Linked DNA regions of Homo sapiens: region 1 is linked to region 2. Evidence: chromatin contacts called from ENCODE Hi-C or POLR2A ChIA-PET data. All regions are on one chromosome and are shown on one strand. The core of a region is the stretch at or near the end of the contact, and the rest is flanking DNA. Distances in the headings are between cores, read along the strand shown. Region 1 holds the start of ARPC5L (actin related protein 2/3 complex subunit 5 like). Region 2 has its middle 28 kb from the start of CRB2.

What was found. A loop is a pair of places that touch in the nucleus more often than their neighbours do. ChIA-PET counts read pairs that join two places held with the same protein, here RNA polymerase II (POLR2A). Pooled maps may share reads with other maps.
Region 1: a loop to region 2 is called in a pooled map, with 7 times the contacts of the local background. The contact joins the promoter of ARPC5L here to the enhancer-like site in region 2. A Hi-C loop is called at or near these places in 1 of 37 single-sample maps with no recorded cell type and 6 of 50 pooled maps. POLR2A ChIA-PET finds 5 or more read pairs at or near these places in 1 of 52 experiments (K562).

What each region holds. Positions count from the first base shown.
Region 1 is chr9:124,860,644-124,865,411 of GRCh38, reverse strand. It overlaps ARPC5L (actin related protein 2/3 complex subunit 5 like), which reads right to left and starts at 3,282. Exons shown (of 6, transcript NM_030978.3): 1 at 3,014-3,282; 2 at 1,305-1,424. It overlaps RPL35 (ribosomal protein L35), which reads left to right and starts at 3,455. Exons shown (of 4, transcript NM_007209.4): 1 at 3,455-3,502; 2 at 3,857-3,993. The coding sequence starts at 3,500. RefSeq lists enhancers at 3,036-3,255, 3,696-3,805, 3,846-3,895, 3,331-3,954 and a silencer at 3,276-3,545.
Region 2 is chr9:123,325,611-123,330,837 of GRCh38, reverse strand. No RefSeq gene overlaps it. Among named protein-coding and RNA genes, the nearest start is that of CRB2, 28 kb to the left of the region's middle. RefSeq lists enhancers at 3,579-4,078, 4,079-4,580. Within about 2 kb of position 2,882, at least 12 of the 41 ENCODE cell types and tissues checked have a DNase peak (open chromatin) inside an H3K27ac peak, as active enhancers do.

The DNA of each region.
Region 1 (4,768 bases), core at 2,033-4,532, 1.5 Mb before region 2:
AAAGATGTGCAGAGTCATTAACTCTAAGCATTTAAAAATATAACAGCAAAGGCACTGTGCACCATTAGACTTTCCTTTTTTTTTTTTTTTTTTTTTAGACAGAGTTTCCCTCTTGTCACCCAGGCTGGAGTGCAATGGCCCGATCTCGGCTCACTGCAACCTCTGCCTCTGGGTTCAAGCGATTCTCTTGCTTCAGCCTCCAGAGTAGCTGGGATTACAGGCGTGCACCACGTGAGCCACCACGCCCGGCCTAGACTTTCATTTAAGACTAAGCTATGCCGGCCAGGTACAGTGGTTCACACCTGTAATCCCAACACTTTGGGAGGCCGAGACAGGTGGATCACCTGAGGTCAGGAGTTTGAGACCAGCCTGGCCAACGTGGTGAAATGCCGTCTCTACTAAAAATATAAAAATTAGCCAGGCATCATGGCGGCACCTGTAATCCCAGCTACTTGGATTACAGTAGCTGTAGGCAGGCTGGGAGGCTGAGGCAGAAGAATCCTTTGGACCCAGAAGGCAGAGGTTGCAGTGAGCCGAGATTGTGCCATTGCACTCCAGCCTGGGCAACAAGAATGAAACTCAGTCTCAAAAAAAAAAAAAGGTCCAGGCGCACTGCGCCGTGGCTCATGCCTGTAATCGCAGCACTTTGGGAGGCTGAGGCAGGCGGATCTCTTGAGGTCAGGAGTTTGAGACCACCCTGGCGAAACCCCGTCCCTACAAAAAATACAAAGATGGGCCAGGCGCGGCAGCTCACACCTGTAATCCCAGCACTTTGGGAGGCCAAGGCAGGCGGATCACAAGGTTAAGAGTTCAATACCAGCCTGGCCAACATGGTGGCCAGGTGAAATATGGTGAAACCCCGTCTCTACTAAAAAAACAAAAATTAGCTTGGCTTGGTGGTGCATGCCTGTATTCCCAGTTCCTCGGGAGGCTGAGGCAGGAGAATCGCTTGAACCTGGGAGGCAGAGGTTGCAGTGAGAGCCGAGATTGTGCCCCTGCACTCCAGCTTGGGCAATAGAGCAAGACTCCATTTTGGAAAAAAACAAAAATACAAAGATTAGCCGGGCATGGTGGCACGCACCTATGTAATCCCAGCTATTCAGGAGGCTGAGGCACAAGGATCGCTTGAACCTGGGAGGTGGAGGTTACAGTGAGCTGAAATTGTGCCACTGCACTCCAGCCTGGGTGACACAGCAAGACTCCATTTCAAAAAAAAAAAAAAAAAGTCTAAGCCATGCCGGGATTGCCCTCTCTCTACTCTCTTTTTTCCCCATATCCCTCCACCTCCTGAAAGCCTTCCTCACCTTGGTGTGGGTCAAGGTTCATTAATTCATCCAACAAGCATCCATGTACTGGGCCTGGAGACTAGAACAATTAATTCAGTTGTCCGCCAAGGTTCTGTCCCCAGAGAACTTCTAGGTTGGCTGTGGAAATAGACACATAAATGCATCATTTTATTTCAGCCTGTTTGGGGCTAAGGAAAGGATTGCACAGAGGTTGCTACTCATAGGAGATGGGAGAAGTCTCCTTGTGGGTGGTTACAGCTGGTAGTAACAAGAGGACAATCTGGCTTCAACCATAACTCTAAGAGGTGGCATGTCTTTATTAAGGGCAAGGGAGTGGCACTGGAGTGCTGATTAATGCCTACTGGTTGGCAGACATTAATCAGAAAGCCTAAACATGCCCTGCCTTGTGAATTCCCGTTTCACTTTCCGGGCTCTACTGAAGTGTTCCTTCCTCTGGGAACATGAACACCAATGATATTTTGAGCCATTGTTATGCGTCAGATTTCGGGTTAACAGCTTTACAGATATCTCCTCTAATTCTCATAAATGCCTCATTTCACATGTGAGCAAACTGAGACTCAAGAAAGGGGAAGAGATTTCCCAAGAGTCTCAACTACTACCTTGGCAGCAGAGCAAGAATTTGAAACCTGGTCAGGTTCACTTTAAAAAAGGCTGTACTAGCCGGGCGCAGTGGCTCACACCTGTAATCCCAGTATTTTGGGAGGCTGAGGCGGGTGGATCACTTGAGGTCAGGGGTTTGAGACCAGCCTGGCTAAACCTTGTCTCTACTAAAAATACAAAAATTTAGCTGGGTGTAGTGGCACACACCTGTAGTCCCAGTTACTGGGGAGGCCAAGGCAGGAGAATCTCTTGAACCCGGGAGGTGGAGGTTGCAGTGAGCCGAGATCGCGCCACTGCACTCCAGCCTAGGCGACAGAGCCAGACTCCATCTCAAAAAATATATAAAAAATAAAATAAAAATAAAAAAGGCTGTATGGCCAGGCGAGGTGGCTAACCCCTGTAATCCTAGGCACTCTGGGAGGCCGAGGAGGGCGGATTGCTTGAGCCCAGGAGACCACCCTGGGCAACAGCTCTACAAAAAATAAACAAATTAGCCAGGCCTGGTGGCTTGTGCCTGTAGTTTCAGCTACTCGGGAGACTGAGGTGGGAGGGCTGCTTGAACCCGGGAAGCGGAGGTTTTGGTGGGCGGAGAGCGCGCCATGCCTTCCAGCCAGGGTGACAGAGCGAGACCCTGTCTGAAAAAAAAAATTAAAAAATAAAAAAAATAAATAAAGGCTGGGGCCAGGCGTGGTGGCTCACGCCTGTAATCCCAGCACTTTGGGAGGCCGAGGCGAGGGGATCACCTGAGCTGAGGAGTTCAAGATCAGCCTGGGCAACATGGCGAAACCCCGTCTCTACTAAAAATACAAAAAATTAGCCAGGCGTGGTGGTGCATGCCTGTAATCCCAGCTACTCAGCTACTCGGGAGGCTGGGGCAGGAGAATCGCTGAACCCGGGAGGCGGAGGTTGCAGTAAGCCGAGATCGCGACACTGCACTCCAGCCTGGCACCCTGGGCGACAGAATGAAGCTCTGTCTCAAAAAAAAAAAAAAAAAAAAAGGTGTAAATGCTCTTTGCAGTTCCATATACTGCCTCCCCAGAACCTTTATGGAGTTGGATTATAACTGCCTGAGCCCGCCCCTCCCGTCCATCTCGCGCTTTAAATTCCTCCGCGACGTGAGCCTCGGTTAATCGTCTTTGAAAACTCTGGCCCCTCCTCCCGTCAGCACCCCCAGACTACTGGCGCCCAGCTCAGAGTTGCCCAGATTGGGAGATCTGCAAGGTTTCCCGAAGGAATGAATGAACGAATGACTGAATGGACGAATTTGAGTCCTCCGTGTGCCATCTCTGGTAGCTGCCGCCCACGTTGGGCCTCGGTTTCCCCAACTGCGCGCCTACACCGTGACGCCGACCTCGCTATCAGGGGTGCCGTGAATGAGGCGAGCACTACAAGGCGGGGCTCCGGCCCTACCAGGCGGGGCGGGCAGTACCACGGCGTTCCTCGGGGGCGGGGGAGATGAGGCGGAGCCGGGGCTCCCCCGCTGCGGCGCCATTGGCCGCGCCCGCCGCCACCCGGCAGTAGTTGCGGAGGTCAGCCCCGCCTACTTCCTCTTTCCCTCGGAGCGGGCGGCGGCGTTGGCGGCTTGTGCAGCAATGGTGAGAGCTGCGGAATCGGGCGCCATCCGAGCGCTGTGAGGCGCGGGGGTTGGGGAAGGCGGTGCGGGCTGAGCCCGCGGATTCTATCTGCCACCTAGGCCTGTGGGGCGCCGCGCAGAATGGTCTGGCGCCACCACAACCCGCCTCTTCGCTTGGCGCCGGGAGAGGCGCGCGGCCCGGGCCTGGGTTACTCTGCCCAAGGCACGGCCGGCGAGGGAGACTGTCCTGAGCCCTGGTTGGGGCTCCGGCGCACTCGTAGTCGATGGCGAGTCGCGCGCCTTTGGGGGCTGGCCACGCAGGTGAAGGGGATATGGCCCCGCGGCCTGGCTGAGGCACACTCTCTCTTGCGCGCAGGCCAAGATCAAGGCTCGAGATCTTCGCGGGAAGAAGAAGGAGGAGCTGCTGAAACAGCTGGACGACCTGAAGGTGGAGCTGTCCCAGCTGCGCGTCGCCAAAGTGACAGGCGGTGCGGCCTCCAAGCTCTCTAAGATGTAAGTGAGGCGGCCGGATCACAGCCCTCGTGGGTGGGGAGCACGTGTGCATCGGGATCGTCGGAGGATTTCAAAGTTGGCTTAAGGAGCTGGCCGCTTAGATGCCCACTCCGTGCATCCTGGCGCGCATGGGAGACCCGTTGTGTGCTTAGCCTCTTACCTGCCTTGACCTTGCGGTCCTTGTGCCTGGAATGCATCCCCGGAGACCCATCTTAATGCTGCCTTCAAAGCCTACCCGGACCCCTTCCTTCCGCTTCCCACCAACACTTGAGTTTTTAACCCCCTTGGCAGGTGGGTGGCTTGCACCCTGGAGTGGCAGCGTAAGTTATTTTACATGGCTAAGAGTGCGGGAGACTTGTGAAAGGAACATGGGTTTGGAGTTCATCAACCTGGGTACAAAGTCCACTTCTCAAAAAAAAATTAGATGGGTGTGGTGGTACAGGCCTGTAGTCCCAGCTACTCTGGAGGCTGAGGCAGGAGGATCACTTGAGCCCAGGAGTTGGGAGGCTATGATGGGGCCACTGCTCTTCAGTCTGGTTGACAGGTGAGACCCTGTCTCCAAAAAAAAAAAATGGTGGTTGCCCTCTTTGCCCCCAAACAACCTTAGTAGAGGCAGGGGTGGGAGGATTGGACAAGCACAGTTGCACACTGAATCCTCAAAAACCATGTTGACCAGCTGTCTACTAGGTGACTCCCTCATCCTGACATGACTACAAATAACTTCTCCCTGGCTCGTTGTTTGCTTCAGTCTCCTGGCTTGTAGTGACTCCACTTT
Region 2 (5,227 bases), core at 1,633-4,132:
GCGTGGGAATACCAACTTCTCTACTCACTGGCTGTGTGACCTTGGCCAAGTTGTCAACCTCCTTATGCCTCAGTTTCCCTCTCTGTAAAATGAGGGCCTACACAAAGGTTATCATGAAGTTTAGACTAGTCAATATACCCATGTAACAAACCTGCACATGTACCTACTGTATCTAAAATAAAAGCTGAAGTTATTTTTTTAACGTTAGTATTATATATCCAAAGCATTTAGAACAGTGCCTGGCACGTATGTGTGAACCCCCGTCGTGATCCCAGAGCCTACCTGACCAAGCCCCAGCCCATCTCTGCAGCAACCCTGGTACCTCTCTCCCCATGAGAATAAAAAGAGAAACTGTCCTAGAAGCTAGGGAAGAAGCATCTTTGACAACTTCTGCTGTTCCTACCTTCCCTGATGCACGCTGCTTCCCACCATTCCTGGAGGAGTTGGGAAAACAGCAATAAGGATGGCCTTTGGTCCCAAAGGTTCCCAAGGTAATGACAAAAGCTGCTACTTCCTGTCTCCCTGCAGCTCTCTCTGTGCATGAAGAGGAGGGTAGAGGCACTGCACACTGATTTAACAAACGCATCCGATTAGAACACGGTTCCTTTTATTATCCGGAAAGCTATAAAAATACATAGAAACGAACATATTTTATCACTGGAGTTGGTCTTCACATTTTATGGGTCTGTAGCGGGTGTTTTTGTTTTACCGACATTTGTTAGAAACAAGGTTCTGGAACGTTGTCCTTGTTTGGGTGCTCGTGAGAAATTGTATCCAGAAAGGCATTTCAGGACCTGTCCCTATGGAAACAGCCCCACTGCAGGAGTGTGCGTGACAGGGTGAGTGTGAGTGCGTGTGTGTGTGTGTGTGTGTGTGTGTGTGTGTGTGTGTGTGTGTAGCTAAAGTCCTCCTTTTTCCCAGGAGCAAGGGTGCCTAGGGATTACCTGGTCCAGCCTTCTCATATAGTTGAGGAAACTGAGGCCCAGACAGGGCAGTGCTTTATCCAGGATCACAGAACAACTCGGTTCAGCAACTATTTTCTGAGCGTATTAGTATCACCTTAGCTGCTCTAATAAACACCCCCACCCCAGTAACACAATAGACTTTTCTTGCTCACAGGACAGAGTTCCTGGTTGGTCAATGAGCCTTCCACTACGTGATTCAGGGACCCAGCCTCCCTCCTTATTGTGGTGACACCTTTTCCTAGAACTCAGAATCATCTGCTTTCGTCTGGATGAGGGAAGAATTTGGAGGATTACACATTGAAGGTTTTTATGGTCCAGGCCAGAAGTGGCCCATGTCACTTCCGTCCATGTCCCACTAGTCAAGGCTCAGTCACATGTCATGCCTAACCACAGGGAAGCCGGGAGGTGTCACCTGGCTCTGTGCCCAGGAGGAAGAGAAAGGCTGGTGAACAACTGTCCAGGTCTTGGTGCCTGGGCTGGAAGATGCATGAGCAGAGGAATGAGACAGCAGACCTGCCCTGCCAGAGCTCACAGTCCAGTGTTGTGAGATGGGGATGGGGGAGCAACAGCAAACACAGGTCACTTATGTCCCATGTCCCCAGCTTGAGGTTCAGAATAAGGACCATCTTTTTGCACCCTCGTCCCATTGATCACCAGAAGTCCATTTACTTCTCACAAGAGAGAAGTCCCATGCCAGGGTAAGTTCAAGACTCCCAGTGTCCTTCCTAAGTCAGTCCAAAAGAAGTCAGCAGTCCTGGTTTTTTTTTGTTTGTTTGTTTTCTTTCAGACAGAGTCTCGCACTGTCACCCAGGCTAGAGTGCAGTGGTGCAATCTCTGCTCACTGCAACCTCTGCCTCCTGGGTTCAAGCTATTCTCTTGCCTCAGCCTCCCGAGTAGCTGGGATTACAGGCACCCACCACCACGCCTGGCTAATTTTGTATTTTTAGTAGAGATGGGGTTTCACCAAGTTGGCCAGGCTGGTCTTGAACTCCTGACCTCCTGATCTGTCCACCTCAGCCTCCCAAAGTGTTGGGATTACAGGCATGAGCCACCACGCCCAGCCAGCAGTCCTGGTTTCTAAAAGATTGCAGAGAAGAAGCTGGAAGGTCTGGTTTATTTCCTGAAAGGTCCTATTCATCCTATTCTCTGTCTCAAGCCCAGCAGTATTTCCTTTTTGAGGGGAAAGTTAGGAGCCTGTATCCTGAGTTTCACGTCATTAGATAATGCCACAGGCCTGAAATCCCAACAAAACAGCACTTAAGAGGGGACATAGCTTAGTTCACGTACGCTTTTTTTTTTTTTTTTTTTTAAAGACATTCTCACTCTGTCCCCCAGGCTGGCTGGAGTGCAGTGGCACAATCTTGGCTCACTGCAACCTCCACCTCCCAGGTTCAAGCAATTCTCATGCCTCAGCACCCAAGTAGCTGGGATTACAAGCATGTACCACCACACCTAATTTTTGTATTTTTAGTAGAAATGGGATTTCACCATATTGCCCAGGCTGGTCTTGAACTCCTGGCTTGGATTATAGGCGTGAGCCATGACACATGGCCCGATGTACACATACACACATATTCTCTGTGTATACATACACACACACCTCAGAACCAGCCATCAGACATTCACCCCTTTGGTTGACCAGCATCTATTAGGAGAATCCCAAGATAGTGGAAGGACCCCCCCCCGCCTCTCCCCACAGAAGCTGCCTGGGACAGATCTTCTGTGCTTCCAGTGACTAGAATATGGACGTGCAGCCTAGAGTGTGGCCAGCTGGACATGCCCTCCCAGGACTCTGTAGAGTGACATTGAGGCACAGAGTCAGTCTGCCATTTAAAGGGTGCCGCCATAGAAGGACATCTCGTGCTGTGTGGGCGTCATCTCCATGGCTGGAGGTGTCAGATGGGGCCACAGTGACCAGCTGGCCGGCAGTCAGCTCCCAGGTGGCAGCTTGGCAGATCTTAACTCTCTGGGTTCTCGTCAAGCCTGTTTCTCTAGTTTCTCCGTCAATTGCATGAGCTACCCGATACTTTTACAAACCACTCCTTCAGGTTAGCTGGAGTCCGATACTTTTACAAACCACTCCTTCAGGTTAGCTGGAGTCTGTGCTTGCCACCAGCAGCCAAGCTCCCTGACTGGTGTCACCTTTGTCTTAGCAGTCAACCCACTCCCATTTCCCTTCACTACCAGCTTCCCCAGGGCCACCCCAGACCCAGACGGGTCCACCAACTTCCACCCTCAAGGGAAAGGCCACGGCTCCCACCACCTTCCTCCAGGAGATGTCTGAGCAAATCTCTAATTAACCTGTCTTTTCACACTCCTTCAATATTGAGTCCTCAAGGGGGCTGTGGACAGAACCAATGTAATTGGTTTACTCTGCGATGCTAGATATTTTATTTGATGCATTTGAAAATATGATCCTGAGAGGCTTGGTGTGGTGGCTCATGCCTATAATCCCAGCACTTTGGGAGGCCAAGGCAGGTGGATCACCTGAGGTCAGGAACTCAAGACCAGACTGGCCAACATGGCGAAACCCAGTCTCTACTAAAAACACAAAAATTAGCTGGGCATGGTGGTGCTTGCCTGTAATCCCAGCTACTCAGGAGGCTGAGGCAGGAGAATTGCTTGAACCTGGGAGGCAGAGATTGCAGTGAGCTAAGATCGTGCTACTGCACTCCAGCCTGGGCAGCAAGAGCAAAACTCTGTCTCAAAAACAAAACAAACAAACAAACAAAAAATCCTGAGAAAGGGTCCACAGGCTTCACTCGATGCCAAAGGGGTCGAGGGCACCAAAAAGGTAAGGATCGCTTGGGACTGCAGCCTCCCAAAGGCTCCACAACAAGCACCCCGCTGGCCTTGTGAGATCCCTACTGGTTTGAGGGCCAACCCACCCTCCCCACACCATTCCTTCTCAAAAGCACTTCCTCCTTTTTGAGACCAGCTCCTCTCCCCACCCTGTCTAGGCAGGTGGGCCCTGCAGTTGTCACGTGACCTCATGTTGCCATATGACCTCATGTTACAGGAGCTGGCACATGACCTCACCCTCCAGCCATAGCTACTGGCTCAGAAGGAGTGGGCTGCTGGCCCAAGCCAGGCCAACCAGGTCCTTCCCCGCAGTTGTTTTTGGTTTCATTTTAAACTGGAACTTGGGGGGAAACAGTTATACTCTCCCCGGTGAGGCCTTTGGAGCTGAGAGCTCTCTTGTTTTCCACAAAGTAGGGGAAGCCAAATGAGTAGCAGAAGGACGCTGATGCTGACAGGGAGAGGAGAGGTGGGGAGGAGAGAGGAGAGTGGGGAGGGGAGGGAGCTGGCTGCATTCGCAGTCCGTCCATCCGTCCGGGGTCTGGCCGTGGCCCTGCCCTCCTGGCAGTATGGTTATTTATTGCCTCCTTAATTTCCCCTCTTCTTGCCCCAGTTAGAGATGGAGTTTGCCACTGCCTGTCTTGTTCTGCTGAATCGCAGAGTCTGCACAGAGCCAGACACATAGTAGGTGTACAGCTAACATCTGTGAACAAGTGACTGTACAAACACAGGCATTGGAAAAAGTGTACAAGGTCCAGAGAAGAGAGGAATTAAGTCTCCATGGGGGGATGTCAGGAACTGCTGGGGTGGGAGGTGACATTCAAAGGTGAGAGGAGGTTTCTGGATGGCTATGGTGGGGGAAGATGGGGAGGGATGGTAATTGAGGCTAAAGAAAACAGCTGAGACTAGGTTGAAAAAAGGCTTAACTATCAGACTGGAAATGACTTTACAACTTGTGGCTGAGCTAGGTCTAAAGCCTGGGTGTTCCTAAAAATGGCCAGAGCTCGGGTTGGGCACGGTGGCTCATGCCTGTAATCCCAGCACTTTGGGAGGTGGGCAGATCACCTGAGGTCAGGAGTTTGAGACCAGCCTGACCAACATGGTGAAACTCCATTGCTACTTAAAAAAGCCAGGTGTGGTGGCAGGTGCCTGTAATCTGAGCTACTCGGGAGACTGAGGTAGAATTGCTTGAACCCGGGAGGCAGACGTTGCAGTGAGCTGAGATCAGACAGCTGCACTCCAGCCTGGGCAACAGAGCAAGACTCTGTTTCAAAAACAAAAACAAAAACACAAAATGGCCAGAGGTCCATGCAGAACGTCATCCATGGAAGTGAAGACGTGGGTGTCTGTATGCTCCCCGTGTCTCCTCACCCCTAGAAATCCTGCTATTGAGAAAACCTGGTTCTCCTCCCACAGTCCCAACAACTCTCCTGAAATTGCCCTCACAGAGTGCACTGCGAAGC